Regions from separate parts of the Mus musculus genome. Here all the other regions are linked to region 1. A link is a loop called in an ENCODE intact Hi-C map of the cell type or tissue named here. Cell type or tissue: heart. All regions are shown on one strand. Links, peaks and the distances in the headings refer to the core of each region. The heading gives the core; the rest is flanking DNA. Region 1 holds the start of Nsmaf (neutral sphingomyelinase (N-SMase) activation associated factor). Region 2 has its middle 59 kb from the start of Nsmaf. Region 3 overlaps Sdcbp (syndecan binding protein).

Region 1 (6,121 bases), core at 1,334-3,833:
GTGAGAGACAGAAAGGGAATGGATGGGGGAACCTGGAGGAGTGGAGGGAGGGAAAACTTTAATCAGAATACACTGTATGGAAAAAATAATATATTTTAGTAAAATGAAAAAAAAAAAGTTACTATTCAGATGGGAAAAATCCAATACTGACAGAAGATAGATTGGCTAAGAGAATGACAGAAGAAAGCATAATTTCAGATTCTTGATTGCTGGGAAGAAACTTTGATAGAAACCAGAACATCTTTTATACACACACACACACACACACACACACACACACACAGAACACAGAACACAAGAGAAGAGAGGCCAGTGAGGTAGAGAGGTGTCAGGAAAGTGAGAGACTGCCAGCTCTCAGTTCTCTTAAATTCTTGTCCCTAACAAACTATTATAGCAGAAATCTCTCTCTTCAGAGCTAATGTTAAAGAAAGACCCTTTGAAAAATATTTCTCCCTTCTTTTTGTCCAAGAAACACCTAAAGTAGGAAGGACCACTTATAATCAGAAGTGCGCTGTTACAATAGGTGTGGGAGCTGAACTGAGCTCTGATGTGTGGAGGAGTAAATACTCTGAAGGGACAACTCAGGAAGGGCTCAGTGGCTCAGGAGAATTAGGAAAACAGAAAACTACAAAAGGCTGGTCAGGCAGCTTGTCTGCTAGCAGCAATTACAAAAGTTAGATTCTGTCTTCCCACACCCATTTCAAAAGAATGGCTTTCAGGACCTTGAAAGAGATACTTCTGAGCTGCAGGAGATGCATAAACATACCAAAGGAACAGAGGAGTGATTGGCAAATGTAAGCAGCTTGGGAGTGCTTTGTTGGTGGTGTGTGTGTTATAGGTGTGGAAATGAATTCATAGCTGTATGCTCCTGGGCTGTGTGCCCTTGGGAGACCAGGCATCAAAGCCAGGGCTTCTCACAGAACCCAGCACTCACTAGCCATGCTAGCCAGTTAGTTACTGCCTCAGACTCCCCAGTGTGTTGGGGTTACAGGCTGGACCTGATATGCTTCATTATTTTAATTGTTTTTTTCTCACATGGATGCCCGGATGCATATTCAGATCCCCGCCCACATGTGGCAGATACTTTGCTGGCAGCTATCTCCCCAGCCCCACACGAGTTCCAGCCTATGTAGACAGTAGTTGAGGACAGCAACAAGATCTCTTGGCAGCTTTGAACAGGTACTGAAAGGGGCTTAGGGCCATCCGGAGGAACCCTTAGAAATGATGCCAGAGCTTTAAGGCTCTTAATATGGAGAGGGAACGAGATGGAAGTCCCCCGTTTTTGTAAGCTAAGATCAAAGCTTGAGAGAACTCAGGACCTGGATAGAATTTGGCCAAGGAGAGACTCTGTCACTCTCCACCACTACCAGGACCACATCTTTCCTCAATGTTTAATGAAAAGAAAACTTAGATTCTGGTCTATTTTTTAATTACTTTATTCCAGCCAAATTAATTTCTCTCCTTTGAGTCCATAGCATCTACTATACTATTTGCCACACAGAAAATTTTCAGATGGTATCTTAGCCATTCTCATAATCTTATGTCATTGTGCACACATGCACACAAGCTCGTTCCCAAGGACCATTAGGGTAGTTACAGAGTCTGTGCAGCACTCGGATAAAAGGAAGAGATTCACTGACATAGGGTACTCAGGTCTCTTCAGTTATGACTTCCGATCTTCCCCCACATGCTGCCAGTGATGAAGGACAGCTAATTGTTGCCATTGTTGTGCTTTTTTTTCAACCCTGCAGAACTTGATTCTTAAGCCAACACTAGGAGTGTTTCAACACACACAACTTAGAGGCTTGTTATTTGAGAGTCCCTTAAAGGTAAGCAATATCCAGCGTATTCTCAGGGTATTGAGAAATCATAACCCCAATGAAATACGAGTCATAGTTGGCAGGACAGAATATAAAAGGTAAGTATTGTTGAAGGTAAGAACCTTTCTTTACTGCTAGTGGGAGTTAAATGGATACTTTGAAAGCACAGTAGCAGACTTTCAGAGTTCACAGATGGACTTATTAAAACAGTCTAGAAACTCCACCCTTTGATTTCGACTTCACTCAACAGAAATGAAAGCATTTACACACATAAACGGGTACGTGAATGCTTATAGCCAAAAGGTGGGAACACTGCTGTGCCTGGCAACTGTTGAATATATTAACAGGAATGCAGTGTGTGATACAATGGAATACACTTCCGTGATAAAAAGGAATAGAATGTTGACTTGTGCTATACCTCAGACGAACCTTGGAAGCATTGTGCTAAATGAAAGAAATCAGACACAAAGACCACATATTGTATGGATGTTTTTATTCTAGATGTCCAGGCTAGGCAAATTCACAGAGACAGAAAGTTAAGTACTGTTTTCTAGGGCAAAGGTTTGTGGAGATGCACCTAGGAGTAGTGATTGCTAAAAGGTAAAGGTTTCTTTTTGAGATAGTAAAAATATCCCATCACTGTGATAATAGTTGCAACCTAAATATGAATATTACTAAGAACCGCTACACCATACACGGGCGAAAAAAATAAAATAAAATCCCATCGATTATTTATTTCAAAGACTGAAATTTGGGACTAAACATCCAAAAACCTTGTTATTTCAAATCCCCGCCGCCAACGAACTGGGGGGCTCCCGGGCAGGTCTCAGGCTCACGTGGGAGGTATCCTCGCCGCAGCAGCGCTGCAGAGGTTAGTCGGGGCAGTGTAGGACGCGGCTCCCGCGGCCTCAGGTCACTGCGCGCCCCTCCTCCGGGCCTGAGTCACGGCGTCGCCCGAGTCCCCACGCGAGGATGCTGCGGTGAGCGCCGTCCGGACGCCGCGGGCCCTGGGGCGCAGCGTGGGGCTCCCGGCCGCCCGCCCGCCTGCCCGCCCGGTGCGGCCGCTCGGGACTGCTCGGGACAGTCGGCGGCCTGCGAGCCCTGGGCCTCCATGGCGTTCACCCGGAAGAGGCAGCGCGAGCAGCAGCTGCAGCTCTACTCCAAGGAGAGGTGCGCGGGGCGGGAGGCCGGGCCGGGCGGCAGCCGGGGACTCTCCTGCAGGCCGCGGCCGCCTCCGGGGCCGCAGAGCCGCGCGCGGGTGGGCCCGGCTGGCGGGGGCGCCTGGGGACGCGAAGGCAGGGCGGTCCCCGCGCCCGCCCGCCCGCCGTCCCACGCCGGCGTCTCCCCACCGACCCTCCGCGCCCTGCATGGGAGGCTGTTGGGGAAGCGCGTGCGGCGGGGCGGCCGCGGTCAGCCGCGGCCCAGGGAGGACGTGGGTAGAGCTCCGGCCTCCCTCAGATCCCGTCCCCGCACAGGAAAGCGCACTTCCGCCCCGTGGGTCCCTCCCAGGGCGGTTGGTTTTGTGACCCAGCTGTGGTTCCAGCGGGAACGCGGGCTACATTTTTGTTTGTTTGTTTTGAGATGCGGGTTTGTCTGTGGGAGCCGGGATCCGACGGTCACGTTGTTGCTGAGTGGATCCAGCGAAGCAGGCTATGCCAGGAAATGCAGGTGCAGCTTTTATTCTGGGTGCTCTGCGGAGGCTTCACCTGTAGCTATTGCTCAACCCGCCCTCTTCCCCAAGCCCCGCATCTCTCTCTAAGATGTAGTGGGCTGGCAGGGTGGTCCGCGCTGAAATTACCTTTCCACCTCCGGAATTTAAATGGAATTTCTTTGTCTGGCACCCGACGACTTGTTAAGACTTGTTGGTGCTCTGTGTTACATTGAAGAGCATTCAGATTAACATTTGAAATGTTTTAAACGCGTGGCCTGTCATGTTTCTAGGACTTAGTCATTTGTAACAATCCTGTGATAAACAGCGAAATCGGACAGGGGGTGTTTTGTCGTAGATTCTGACTTATTTTAATCGTCTTACGCTGCTCTGTAATGTTAGAGGAACTCGCTGCCCCGGTTATTTCCAGCAAATGCTGGTTTGTTTACATATTATGTACATATGTTCACAGTACTCCAAGGTAGGAGTGCTCCCAGCCCAAACATTTATCAGCTGCCAGCATCAACTCTTCCCTACACTCAGCACCAGCAGCTGATTTCTACTTCCTGATCACCCCAAATTTTTATTTTGAACGTAAACCAAGCAGATTCTTTATAAATCATAGAATCCATTTTTAAAAAGGGGAACTTTTAAAAGTTAACTTTGGAAAACCAACCTTACAGAGACCCAGATCTACCATTTCTGCCCACGCGTTTCTTGGCTTATCTTTTGGCAACATTGGCTTCAAATGGGCAACGTGTTTATAAAGGTGTCGGGTTTCAGCTATCTCAGGGTTTCGCTATCTCAGAGAACAGTTCTTTCCCAGAGCTTGAGGCTAGCTTCAGAGATAACCAGGGGCCTCTCTGCTGGGTGTACTCACAGAGGGTTTAGATTTCTACAGCTACCAAACACTGAACCCAGAGAAAGAGAAACTGAAGTTAGCTTGTGTCTCTGACTGCTGATTCAGCTGCAGTTAGAATACGGTACATTTTCCACATAAGTAGAAGCTCCTGCCTGGGAGATTCTGCCGCAGTGATGACAGAAGACTGGAGAAAAGTCGGTATATTCCAGATGTTTAGTGAGATAGAGATGAACAGCGCTGGTATTGTATATGGCATTTAAGAGGGCCGGAGAAAGAAACCGGCTGGAATTGTTAGGTACGATATGAGACTCGGTTAAATATTAATTCTAGATAATTTTTTAGCAAATGTCACATGTAGATTTGGGGACATATTTATACTAAAACCACAGTACAGACTAAATATATTGTTTATCTAAAATTCCACTTCCATCTGGACATCCTGTACTGTTATTTGCTAAACAATACAACCTTGCACTCTGACTTAGATTTCAAATAACCGTGCACTGGTGCTGTTTGATGACGTTTATGGGGGCGGGAAGCTTAAGTTTTAGGACTAGAAAGGAAATAGTTCAATAAAATATTCTTGTATCCCTACAATTATGTCAGGAGACATATTGACTTTACTGGTTATTTCAAAAGGCCACGATTAGATGCCAATGAAGGCAAATGAAAAGTCAAGAGACAATTCCAATATATTCTCTGAAATACTTGGGCATGGCAGAAATGCTCTGTGGGTAAGCAAATGAGGATGCTCTACAAACTACCACTGAAGATATCTCCACTTAGGAATATTTCTGTTTAAGTTTTGTTGTCCCAACTCTTCTCATCTTAGGTGATGTAGAGGTTTAGATGGCTGAGATGCCCCGAGCCTTCAGAGAGAGAGAGAGGAGAGAGGAGAGAGGAGAGAGAGAAGAGGAGAGAGAGAGAGGGGAGAGAGAGAGAGAAAAGAGGAGAGATGTATTCTGTTGGTTTGTAAGCCGTTGTTTTAGCTCAAGCATTATTGATTATGAAGTTTCTGTTATGCCTGTATGTCACAGTCATTTCACAAACTTCCACTTTGCTCTAAATAGTCCATGGATGTGCAGTTCCTTAGTTATGCTGATATTAAATTTCTTTTACTCAGCATATTTGCTTATCAATTTAGTTTGCATTTATTTATAATACGTTTTTAGAATACGAAGTGATTTGTTATTCTCCTGTGTAACTTTCCATTTCTAATATGGAACATTCTAGTTTTTTATTCTCCGTTGTAGGTTATGCTAGGCATTAGAAACAGATATAGATAGCAGAATCAGGGCTCAGTTAATCAGGAGTGCTTTTGGATCACAAAATTGTGCCTTTAAAGAAATTGGCTCATTTTTTTAAACATATAAATCTTTGAGTGAGAAAATAAATATTGCAAATATTTGACTAACTTAGAATTTACATTGGCTTCATCAAAAATGCTTAGTAGTCCATTTCCTTATTCCATTATTATCTCAAATTAACTTATTCCCAAACAAGAATCTACTCATAAATAGAATTTGAGGCTTTTTTTGCTGTATGATTTGCATTATCTCTGTCTTTTAAGTGTGGTAGAAATAGCAAAAGGCATTAAGGATTCAGTACTTAATTATAGTTTCTTCCCTCCATCCCTCCCCCACCCTCATTCTTCCTTCCTTTTTTTTTTTTTATGAGCCCATACTTCCCAAGAGCTGTGATTACGAGCATGCATCATACCTAAGACTGTATTAACCACTGTACAATATTTTCCTTTTTTGCTGTTCTTGATACACTGGGGATGGAACTCAG
Region 2 (6,121 bases), core at 1,789-4,288, 58 kb before region 1:
CCATAAATTTTCAAACTACAGTGAAGTATTTAAATTCTACTTTACAATTTGAATACATTAACAAAATGAAGGCCGTGACAGAATATTTATATACAAAGATGCAGTGTAAATGGCACAGACACCAAACTGTATACTTCAAAATGGTTAAGATGGTAATTTTTTGGTATGGGCTTTGCTATCATTAGATAGATAGATAGATAGATAGATAGATAGATAGATAGATAGATAGACAGACAGACAGATGTTAAGTATGATAGATGGATAGAAGGAAGATAAATAATAGGTAGGCAGAGGATAGATACATAGGTATATGATAAATAGGTGATAGATTATAGACAGATGATAGATACATAGAATATAGATGATAAATAATAGATAGATAGATAGATAGATAGATAGATAGATAGATAGACAGACAGACAGACAGACAGACAGATAGATAGATAGATAGATAGATAGATAGATAGATCGTGTTCTGCATCCATACACAAATGCATAGAAGAACTGTGAGCGAGTGACATCTCAGTCTGAGGTCATTGAGCCCTTTCTTCTAACCTTGTGTCAGTTAGTACCCCAAAGTCTAGAAAGGAACTACTGATGTCCCTGAAAGTCACAATGTCCCTGTTTTCGAGAATGACTTAATATGAGCACACTATAACACCAAACCTACATCTTTCATTCTCATCATTTTAGATTAAAACTAGCCGAACATATCCACAATACAAATACAAAATTCATCTCTCAGGCTCTCCTTAGCAGAGGCATGAGGTCCTTCTCCAACAGGCAGCATTTGAGTAATGGCCTTGACTGTGAAGCTGAACTTGTCTGCGGCCATTGTATTGCTTTGCTTTGATGTCCAGGTCTCAGACATCACTAGAGATGAAACGGATGCAGATGCTGCCGATGAATGCGTCATTATAGTTTTTACCACCAGAGGGAGCTCATAACCACACTACAGGGAATGATTGGCCCTGCTGCCAGACTGGAGAGAGGATAAATTGCCTACAGATGGAGAGTTTAAACCACATTAAAACTTAATAAAGAATTGCGGATTGACTGAGGGAATTCTAACACTAAAAAAAAAAAAATCTTCCAAAGGCAAAACACAACAGAAATGCCTAAGGCATTCTGTTTGTGCTGTGTTTTTGCTTTTTCTAAAGAGAAAGAGAGCACAAGAAATATTGATTCAATTAGTGAAGCTAAACAAACCAGGAGATTTTAAATAGAATGAGTGTACACAGAGTTTCTCAGCCCTTCCATCTGCCAGAACTCTTCCAGTGGCGTGGTCCTTCTTGTGTGAGCATTGGAGTCTCCCATCTGATCAAGCTTTGATGCCTCAAACTCTTAAAACTTGCATTTCGCATTAAAAACTTCTCCTAAGATTCTCAATGCTTGCAATTAATGTTCCATTTCTACTCCAGTGCGCAATGCCTATTATCAGCAAGATTTAGCTTAAAATGGCATAATCCTTTAATATACATCAGGATCTAATAGGAAGGCTATGCAATGAGGATTAAAATGATAATAGTTTCCAAGCATGGGCAGGAGGCCAGGTGTAGGAAGCAGTTTATAGCCAACTGAATATTGTACTGAAGGACCCTGCCAGCACTGTGGGCACGTATGACAGGGTGATACAAATAACAAAATAACAGCCAAGACCATAAAAATAATAGTAAGCACGGATCTTGGACTGCTCCTGCCACCACAACAAAGTAGCGCAAACTCAAACAACAGAAACAGATTTTCACTGAATTCCAGAGCTAGAATCTGAGATCCCGCCTTGAGCAGTCTATTTCTTCTGAGAGCTGACCTTGGATTGTAAGTGGCTGTCTTCTTCCTGTGTCTTTCCCCTGTGCATGTGTTCTTATCACCCCGTCTTAGAAGAACACAGGTTGCATGGGCTTAAGCTGTAACTAAATGACCCCAGTTTATTAATCAATTCCCTATAGGCCTGTGATCAAATACGGTCCCTTTTTGTGATGCTGTGAGTTGCAGCTTCAAAATATGAATTCTCAGGGAACACATTTCAGCCTCTTACACTCCCCTCCTTCCCAGAACTACTCTGCAGTGCCAGGAAATGTCTAGGAGGCAGCTGGTATAGCCTGAGAAGAAATCACTACAGTGAGCGGCTGCCCACTGAGTAGGGAAGAAGGTTAAAAAAGAAGGAAGAAAAAAGAGCATGTGAAGATAGAAACTACAATTAAGAACAAAACAAGAGACGTTTTCTGGTAATGAAAGAGACTAAAAATAAAATCAAATAAATGTAAGAGGTGAAATAAAAATACGTGTACTTAGAACAACAACATGCTAACGAGTCGAATACTGTTACATGTAGAAAAAGGAAAGGAGACACAAGGGAAATGAAAGAAAGAACGGGGGGGGGAAGAAATAAATAAATTATGGTAAAGCAAAAATATTGCCCAGTAATTTAATAATGTATACGTTAAGTCAGATAACTGCATGAAGAACAACGACTATTTAAATGTAAGAGGTAAAATTACTGCTGAAAGCGTAGAAAGGGGACGAGATGCCAACGGAAAAGAAAATGAGGCGTTGGACGGTTTATTTCTGGTCCTTGAAAACTGGAAACTGACAGTTACATGCCCAGAACTTGGGGAAAGGGAGTGGACCGCTGTGTGGACTTTGTCTTTCCCATTGTTTATGCTGTTGTTGGGTCTATGTGGGACAAGTGAAATCGGCCAGAGCTGCTTTCACCTCTGTAGGTAAAGAGGGACATCTGCTGGTCACGCTTATCATTGCAGTCTGTGGGCGGGGTAGGCTCTCTCACTCCTCCCAGATGTCTGGTCTGCTCCTGGGAGAGTGTTTTCTGGAGTGCTTTGTGGTTGTGAGGAGCAGCTACAGCGCTGAGATCCATACTTTCAAAACCTCGGGAGTGCTAATCATCCTGCTAGATGAACGCTGCCCTGGAAGTTCCGGAGTTGTCGTATGACGGTGGGTAATGCACATGGCCGCAGCAGTTGAGCATCACATCTGCTGACTTCAACCTCAGAGTTGTTGGGAACACAGAGGCCCTTGCACTCACAGAAAAGCATTAAGGACAATCAAGAATACTAAACAAACAGAGGCCCTTTCTTAATGGAGAGATAAAATACCTGTTTTCCTGCCCAGAAAGCTCTGAGTGGATTTTATTAATGTCCTTTCCTATGTCAACACAAGCAAACCCCACCCAAATTCCCTCAAAATGATCGTCCCACTCACTTCCCTCCAGAGGCCATTACTCATCTTTTGGGTGGATGTCACAAGTCTATGCTATGGGTCAGAGACTGCACTAGATTCTAGGCCTTTTGACTATAGAGCCCATCCATCCTCATAGTCGCGTGTGCTTTGTAAAGGAGTTTCTATGTAGTCACACCTTAAGCTTTCTTGTGCACCTGATCATTGCTTGAAAAATCTCTCCCCAAATTGTACTGTTTTAACTATGCTGACATTGAACTCCCTCTCATTAACCTCTCAGGAGTCTGATCCAGGTTGATGAAGTCAGTCTGCACCAGATTTTTTTTTTTTTGGTTTTTTTCGAGACAGGGTTTCTGTGTGGCCATGGCTGTCTTAGAACTCATCCTGTAGACCAGGGTGCAAGGTGGCCTCAGAAATCTGCCTGCTCTGCCTCCCAAGCGCTGGGATTAAAGGCATGTGTTACCACTGCCCCACCATATTTTTATTCTTATCTCTTCCTGGGGTTCACTTCCCTGACTGTATCCATGCAAGGACCCCTTCAAGCTGCCACACTGCATCTCTGCGAGTGAGAAGAGCAGGACTAACCTGACCTTTCTAACCTGAGCCAGCTTTTGCCACCTCCACCTTTCACCTTCTCAGTGCCTATCCTCCCCCTCCAAAACTGCCTGACTGGAACTTCCCCCTCACATGGGGGCTCCAGCTGACCACATTGGGGCTCCCCATCCCTAGCGTGTTCCCTGACCTAGGTCCTCTGGAGTAGCTCATCTTTTAGCAAGAGTCACTCTAAAGATTGTATTCTTCATTGCCCAGCGTCTTGGAATAACGTTACAGGAATGTTATTCTCTCAGGGCTGATTGTCTGACTGCGGCTATCTGGCCTGCCTATGAAAGTTGTCCAGAGGGTAGGAATAGACAACTTTCACTCTGCCTACCTTCCCAGAGTGCTCTCTGCCCTCCTGGGTGCCTCTAGCTCTGCTTCCTCCTACGTTTGGTCTTGAGAGACCAAATCTTTTGGGTTCAGACTCCATCTTAAAGAACCTGACCTAAGGTTGACTAACAAGCCAGTACCTAGCCCCAGGCTACGCCCCCAACAAGACTGTGTGTCTAGCACCAGTTTCCATGTTATTCACCAACAAATCTGTGTACCCAGGTTACAAGCCCGCTCCTGACACTTCACTTCCTAACAACCACCAATCAGGAGAAAAGCAAAAATTAAATTTATGTTTTGGATCCCAGCACCAACCATAACGGCCCCATACATAATCAGATGTGTACCCGTCTAGAAACCTCCTTCTTGCCTCTATATAAATGCTTGCCTAAAACTAGGTTCGGAGCTCCACCTTCCTGCTGTGTCAGGATTGGCAGGGAGCCCAAGCTGGAGCTTGAATAAAGAGACCCAAATGCAATTGCATCGGAACCAGTTTCTTGGTGGTCTCTTTAGAGTCCATGAATGCTTCCGGGCACAACAGTCTCTACTTTGCTCATCATCCTCTCACTTTAGACCCACATCTAAAGTGCTCATTCCCCTTTTCAGTGTGGAATACAGCGTTTTCTTTTTTTGTCTTTCCACCTCATAAAGGCAGCCTTGACTACACCATCTTTTTTAAAAGGAGTACAATTTATTCAGGAAATGATACATTTTAGAATTATAACATCCATTTAAAAAAGCACATTTCTTGGTGCTTTCAAAAACTCCTGACATGTTACTCTTTGAACTATATCCTATAGGAATATTCAGTGAAATACATGACAGAAAATTCAGGCCTCAGAAAGAGTATCTTGTGGAATCACATATGGACTACCCACTTAAGGAGTTGCTTTGCATTGAAAATATGTAATACTTGGAGACAGCATCCAAAATACATACTTGATGCATACTATGTATGCGGATTCACTAGTATGTATTTGGTTTATTTTTTTTTTAATTATACTTTTTGTTATCTTTTTGAGTGTTACACCACGTACACATTTGTTCACCAGTGGACAGGTAGAGAATAAAGACCAGGATCTGCATTTGATAGAGAACATGCAGGCCATCCCCCCACCTTTGTGTGATAGAGAACATGCAGGCCACCCCCCCTTTGTGTGATAGAGAACATGCAGGCTACCCCCTCTTGTGTGATAGAGAACATGCAGGCCATCCCCCCCCCTTTGTGTGATAGAGAACATGCAGGCCATCCCCCCCTTTTGTGTGATAGAGAACATGCAGGCTATATCCCCCCCCTTTGTGTGATAGAGAACATGCAGGCCATCCCCCCCTTGTGTGACCCCATTTGTACATTCTAAGTCCATTATTTTTCTACAAATTTTGTGATGTCATTTTTCCTTAGAGCTAAATAATATTCCACTTCAAATAGGTACAGCTTTTCATTACCTATCCATCTGTTAATAGAAAGGTACATGGATTCTATTTCCTTGCTGTAGTGAACAAAGCAGCAGTATCCATGAGAATGCAAAGATCTCTGTAGTGCAATGTGGAATTATATTAGTCAAAGCTCCCTAAAAACCAGAACTGAGAATAGATACTAAAAGGGGATCTGTTAGACTGGCTTACAGGATGCAGTCTGCGTAGTCCAACAATGGCTAGTTCACAGAGACAGGCTGAAAATTCTGTAGTCGTTCAGTCTACAAGGCTGGGTGGCCAGCAGGCCTGGAGCACTCTTGGAGAGCTTCTAGTCTTCCATCTAACTTAGAATCCTGAAGAAGTTATCTCTAACACTAACCTCAGAAACAGAGAAGATGAACTTAACAGGCAGAGTAAAGGCAAGCAGCAAAAAGCTAAAGCCTTCTTTTGTGTCCTTTCATCAGGGATGCCACTAGTTAATTCCAAATGTTGTTAAGTGGATAACCAAGACTAACCATCACAGAAGTTATCTGAGTACACCAAGTCCAACAATAAAACAGCCACCATCTTCACCAAAACAATA
Region 3 (6,121 bases), core at 1,876-4,375, 82 kb after region 1:
GATACTGGAAGAACACAACCACACTTTACTAAACTAGCATAATTCTTAACTACATTCTAAGTATCTGTATCACAAAGTGTAGTTTCACCCCTCAGCAAGAAAACTTCGAAAAACAAAAAACAAAAACAAAACAAACAAAAAAAAAAACAAAAAAACCCAAAAAACTTCTCTTTGCAACAGATAGAAACCAATACAGAAAACCACAAAACCAATCAAAATGCAGTTGTGAGGCCCAGTCCCAGTGGATCTGTCTACAAAACACTCCTGTACCCAAGGCTCAGAAACACTTCAGAAGAGGGGTGGAAAAGCTTGTAGGCATCAGAAATCAGGGAGCTGCTGTAAGACTATGTATCCTAGTAATGTTGAAAATACGTCCATAAAAGTCTCACCAACACAGCTGCCTATCCATGAGCTGAATATGGACAATAACATACATGCCAATGCAGACAGGCAAAGACCACAAGGCCTCAACCCTACACAAAGAAATACAGACGACTAAAAATGCTGGGGAGTGGGGGCTCTTCCCCAGGGAAGAACATACTAACTGGTTATTCAACTTCAAATGGTCAGCCCTGCAAAGTATATTACAGACTGTGCGGGTTACATTTAGGAATATAAATATAAAGACACACACATACATGCACATGATAAGATGAAAAAGGATGTCCTGAATTTGAAAGACGGCAGGGAGGGTACATTGGAGGGCTTAGAGGGAAGAAAGGAAAGGGAGAAATGTTGTAATTACTTTATAATCTCAAAAATAAAAAGCTGGATGTGGAGAAGCAGAAGAAAGCAGATCATGGGTTCCAAGCCAGCCAGATCTACACAGCAAGTTTCAGGACTACACAGAAAGAACCTGTCTCAAACAACAAAAGTAAAATAAATGGATTCCTGTTTACTAACCAATCACCATGTATTTAATCATGCTATAGGTACTAATACTGTCCATTACATTTTATTAAAAATCATTAGAGTTCTATGTCTTGGGTGGGCAACAATTGACATACAGAAAAACTCAAATCCTTTTTAAGAATTTATTTTTCATATCAACATGAGCTATTCAATCATTCCACTTCTAATACTGGAATATTATTATGCACTCAAATGACTCCTCTCCCCTTCCCCATGCCATCCACACTCCAGCTTCAGGCATGTAGGCCGCTTGCCTCTGGATTTACATCTGTGGACAATTTAACTGAGATTAATGGAATGCATGGCCTTTTGTCGGCTTCCTTCCTACCATATGGTATGCTAAAGGTCATCGATGCTGCGGCATTCATCTATCAGCATTTTATCCTTTTAAAGTGAATATTTTAGATTGTTTCTATACCACTTTATGTTTAGTCATTCTCATCTGGACCTTAGGGCCATAATGAATAATGTTCTTGATAATTAATATATATGCTTCAGGAATTTTTGCATAAAGATATGCCTTTTATACTTTTGATATGTAACTAAGAACATGACTTCTAAATCAATACATTTAACGTTTTTGTAAATGATCAAACTGTTTCTAAAGGGATAACACTATTTTTATACTCTCAGAATTCTTATTTCTCCATTTCCTTACTGCTACAATCTGGTTTGGCTAACGGCCACGCTAGACGTGAAATAGCATGTCAATGTGCTCAGAACCGCATCCTCCTAACAATGATGACACTGGCATCCTTTCATGCACTGGGCCACTTGCTACCTTACTACACCTACATCCTCCATCAACGAAGAAACGCCTACTTAAAGCCCCTGCCTGTTTATTTAACTGGAGTGTTTAGAATGGTAACGGTTCTGCTTAAATTCTAGGCATCAGGTTCTAAATTCATTCAGGTTTCAAAATCAGTGGAACTGGCTAGTTTATAAATACAAATTTAATTCTCAAAGTTCTGCACACTAGAAGGTTCGAGAACAGGGAGAAGTATCCTGTCCTGTGCCACAGACAGTCACTTTCCATTGTGCCTTCACAAGGCAGAAGGGACAGGACAGTTCTGTGGTGTCTCTACTGTCAGGATTCTAGCTCAGGTTGTAAGAGCAAAGCCCCCCAAATCTCACTCCCCAAAACTCAATTTCACCTTCATGTTTGCAGAACTTAAACAATGAATTTTGAAGGCGGGTATACGTTCAGACATATCACATACTCCTATCTGATAGATTTTCAAACATTTTCCTTCCATTCCTTAGACTGCCTTTAATTTTGAGTGTTCTTTGTAGCACAAAAGTCTTTTCTTTGATAAAGTTAAATGTGTTTCCCCTGGCTAGCTGTACATTAAAGACAACATACAGGAACTGACTCATGGTCATTGAAACACTGCTTTGGTCTATGAATTTTACAGATTTAGCTATTATATTTGGATCTTTGATCTAGTTTGAATCTTCATTTTTTTTTTTTTACCACAGTTGAAGCACTGATGCAATTTAATTCTTTCTACCTACATGTCAAGATGTTGTTTCTAGCACTGTTTCTTTAAAAGAATAGATTTCGAAAAGAATAGAGCTCTACTTTGAGAAGAACTGCTTTGGTGGCCTAGCTGAAAATCAGCTGGTGGTTAGTGTGTCATCACTTCTGACCTCTGGTACCACTTCCTTCTGACCTGCCTTCTGACCTGCCCCCTGGTCGTTGCTGGACCTCTACAATAAGCTTTGAGTATGAACTTTCCCACGCCACTCTTTTTTAAGATTCTAATTGTTATTCACTCTCTATATATATACATTTCAGTTTAGTGTGAATTTAGAATCTAGTTACTCTCCCCACTCCTGACTTTTTAACACATTTTAAGTATAGAATTGGGCACTAATAAGCATATACTTAGATCTAGGGGCTAGAGAGATAGCTGAGTGGTTAAGAGCATGCACTGCTCCTGCAGAGGATCTAAGTTCAGTGCCCAGCACCAATGTTGGACATTTGTAACTGCCGGTAACTCTTCCAGAAGTTTAAATACATTCTATTTTATTTTCGTCTCTGATATTTTCTATTTTCCCCTTCGATTTCTTTTACCCTACAAAAGTGATCAAGATTGTATTTTGATTTCTACTTTTTTTAAAAAAAGATTTATTCATTTTATGTATGTGAGTACACTGTTGCTGTCTTTAGACACACACCAGAAGAGGGCATCAGATCCCATTACAGATGGTTGTGAGCCACCATGTGGTTGCTGGGAACTGAACTCAGGACTTACGGAAGAGCAGTCAGTGCTCCTAACTGCTGAGTCATCTCTCCAGCCCTTGATTTCTACTTTTACTGTCATCAAAAAGATGCTTCCTAGTTCAGTATTTTTAAAATTCTTAAGACGAAATGACCTGCACACATACTTGAGAAGAAAATATCTTCTGTGAAATGGATGGGATGTCCTGTTGATGGCTTTAGGTCCATTTGGTCTACAGTACTACTACTCAAGCCCTCCACCGCTTGCTAATGCTCCATTTGGCTATCCTCTCCACTCTTAGAGCTCTGATAAGGAAATCTATTATGCTATTACCTGTTTCTCCTTTGTCCTAATTTACTCTATGTATTTTAAGGATCTGAGGTCATATGGGTGGGCAGGCAGGCAGATAACTGTTTACCTACTGAGTAGGTGCTTTTAGCATTACAGAGCCACACCTTTGTTTTAGTGTCCTAAGCCAGTGGTTCTCAACCTTCCTAATGCTGTGTCCCTTTTATTCAGTTTCTCATGTTGGGGTGACCTCCCCAAACCATAAAATTTTGTTGCTACTTCATAACTGTAATTTTGCTACTGTTGTGAATCACTGTGTTTTTCAATGGTCTTAGGCGACCTCTGTGAAAGGGTTGTTCAACTCTAAAGGGTAACGACCCACAGGTTTAGAACCACTGGTCCTATGTTACCACAGGAAACAGGCTCAATCTATTATATAATAGTAATACATATAATAAACTGGGAAGGATTAGTGGTATTTTGCTGAAGTTTAAGCACTTCTGTCAAACTAATGAACTTAGAGGAAGAGGTCAGAAGGGAAGGGTTATGGTTCATGCGGAGAGCAGATAGAAGGTAAAGGACTTAGAGCAGTTTCTCAACCTGTATGTCAAGACTCAACCCACTGGAGGTTGCATGATCCTTTCAGAGGAGTCACATATCAGGTATCCCGCATATGAAATATTTACATTACGATCTGTAAAAGAAAAATGCCTCTAAGTGTAAGCACCACTTGCCCAAGGACAGAAAGCTTCCTGGAATGACGGGGGTTGTTCACAGCATAACAAACAAGCCAAGTGTTTCCACTGCGGTAAACAAGGTTGGCTGCCCCAACTGTGCAGGATATGCTTGACCACACATATGCAGGAAGTATATCAGGATGTATGCCTGCCTCTGTTGAAGGTGGGAAGTATATAGCCTTATGGAGTTTGCCTCTTTAAGGACCTGACTAATGTAACACACAGACATTTTCTAGGAATCTCAGGTATAGACCTGGCCAGTGGCCATCATTCTGTCTAGCATTTAATAAAGCTTGCTTCAAATTTGCCTCAAAAGTTGTGGTAGCAGTGTTATTCTCCCACAGTAGGATTACCAAGTTCTGTATCTGCATGATGGCTACAAATCAAGTGCTTCAATAATTTGATAGAACTACTCTAATCTCAGTAAAACACGACTTATTTCCAGTTTATAATAGAGCATACAAATGGAATAGAGATGCAGCAGATAGGAGAAAGGGCCTCAGAGCAGGAGTGGCTAGCCGATCCCACAAGCAGCTATGGGAAACACTCTTCCATCCGTGTGTTCTTCCCTCCCAACACTGCAAACAAGCCCCTCTGCATTAGGACCAGATGCTCTCGTTTTAGGCCAATCACAGCCTCCAACTGTGTTTTGTTTCTTTTTTCTATATAAGCAATTAATTGAATAGCTTCCTTCTAGATGAACAAAAGTTTTCCAACCTCTGATAACACTGCTCCTTCCCTCAAGCCTCTGCACTTTGCTCTACTTCTCAGCTGGAGCCAAGGGTTAGCCCTTCTTTCTGGCCCCTTCCTTCCCTCTAAGAACTGGCTGAGTCTGCTACATTCCCTCATGCTGGCTCTCCATGCTGTTCTCACCTTGTTTCTCCTCTGCCTAAAAATCCAGTCAGTCTTTTTTGACCTAGACCAAATGAGATGTCACAGATCTCATGCATAGCAATTGCTCTAGCAATTTTCCTCTAGAATAAAGTCACCTTTAACTGGACAGTCTAGAAGAGAGCACAGGAGAGCTAACACCCCATCTTCCCTCAGAAATCCTAGTCTTCTACACAGCCACCTATGCACTCTCCCCAAGCAGCCCCAGCTTCCCGGCACCACATAAAATTCCCCCCACAATTGACAAGAGCAGGAGTGGACACAAGCAGGAGGCTCCTAGAGAGAACTGGGCCTTCAATGACCTCCTTTTGCATGATCAAGACTCGCTCCAGCCTCTCTGCACCCTCCAGTTTTTAACTTTTGCATAAGAAATAGTGCTCCAAAACGCCAACAAAATCACACAAGCTCAGTGTTTATCATTACAGGGGATGAAACCAGAGGCGTTTTTTATCTTTCATACAGTAACTGGAAAAACAAACAGGTCCTTTTCAAGTTGAAGTGGGTCATTTAGTTGCTATTTCCAGAGCAATCAATTATAAAACCACCCTAAGCAGCCTGTACTGCATCCTATAAATTACTGCATCCTTTGCCATAAACTGTTGCCTGGCTTTCCACCATCCCCAGTCACAAGGCAGAGAGGAAGCCCCTGCTCTAAGTCTCTGATCTAATTCCAAGTGTCAGAAGTATTTAGCTCTTTTTTGCAGAACTATGACTACTCTTGACTCTTTATAATAACCAATGCCAATTACAAGATAATACCAGGGAAGAGTTCTCATGTTAATCCTTTAGAACTCCTATTAAAGCACAGAATTCTGCTGCCAGGTCTTCTATTCAGGAGTGATGGCATGATGCATCACCCAGTGCTCCTGAAATCAAAGCAGCCCCAGAAGTCCTTGCCATCTGTGGGGTCTGCCTGCAACCTCCTGCTCTGTGCTCATCTTATCCCTTGGAAAGAACCCATCCTTTCAGCAATCAGCCCTTCAGGCATGTGTGGCCTACCCCAGACTGGTCGAAACCATAACACTCTGCCATGGCATATGAAGAACCCTGAACCCATGGGAACAGTAA

The links. Peaks named below come from ENCODE experiments on the same cell type or tissue, not always from the same donor. Only the 100,000 strongest peaks of a DNase experiment are listed, where the experiment ranks them.
Region 2: a loop joins it to region 1, with 3.0 times the contacts of the local background. A loop is called at or near these places in 4 of 42 quality-filtered maps.
Region 3: a loop joins it to region 1, with 2.1 times the contacts of the local background. A loop is called at or near these places in 7 of 42 quality-filtered maps.

What each region holds. Positions count from the first base shown.
Region 1 is chr4:6,450,854-6,456,974 of GRCm38, reverse strand. It overlaps Nsmaf (neutral sphingomyelinase (N-SMase) activation associated factor), which reads left to right and starts at 2,704. Exons shown (of 31, transcript NM_010945.2): 1 at 2,704-2,990. The coding sequence starts at 2,932. In heart, for the core only: a CTCF peak has its summit at 2,663; DNase peaks (open chromatin) are centred at 2,814, 2,894 and 3,294; H3K4me3 peaks cover 1,987 bases; H3K27ac peaks cover 1,759 bases.
Region 2 is chr4:6,509,798-6,515,918 of GRCm38, reverse strand. It overlaps the pseudogene Gm11801. Among named protein-coding and RNA genes, the nearest start is that of Nsmaf, 59 kb to the right of the region's middle. In heart, for the core only: a CTCF peak has its summit at 2,738 (motif pointing left); a DNase peak (open chromatin) is centred at 2,748; H3K4me3 peaks cover 249 bases.
Region 3 is chr4:6,369,576-6,375,696 of GRCm38, reverse strand. The region is part of intron 1 of Sdcbp (syndecan binding protein); the gene reads right to left. Among named protein-coding and RNA genes, the nearest start is that of Sdcbp, 7.0 kb to the right of the region's middle. In heart, for the core only: no CTCF peak of the experiment used is centred there; no DNase peak of the experiment used is centred there.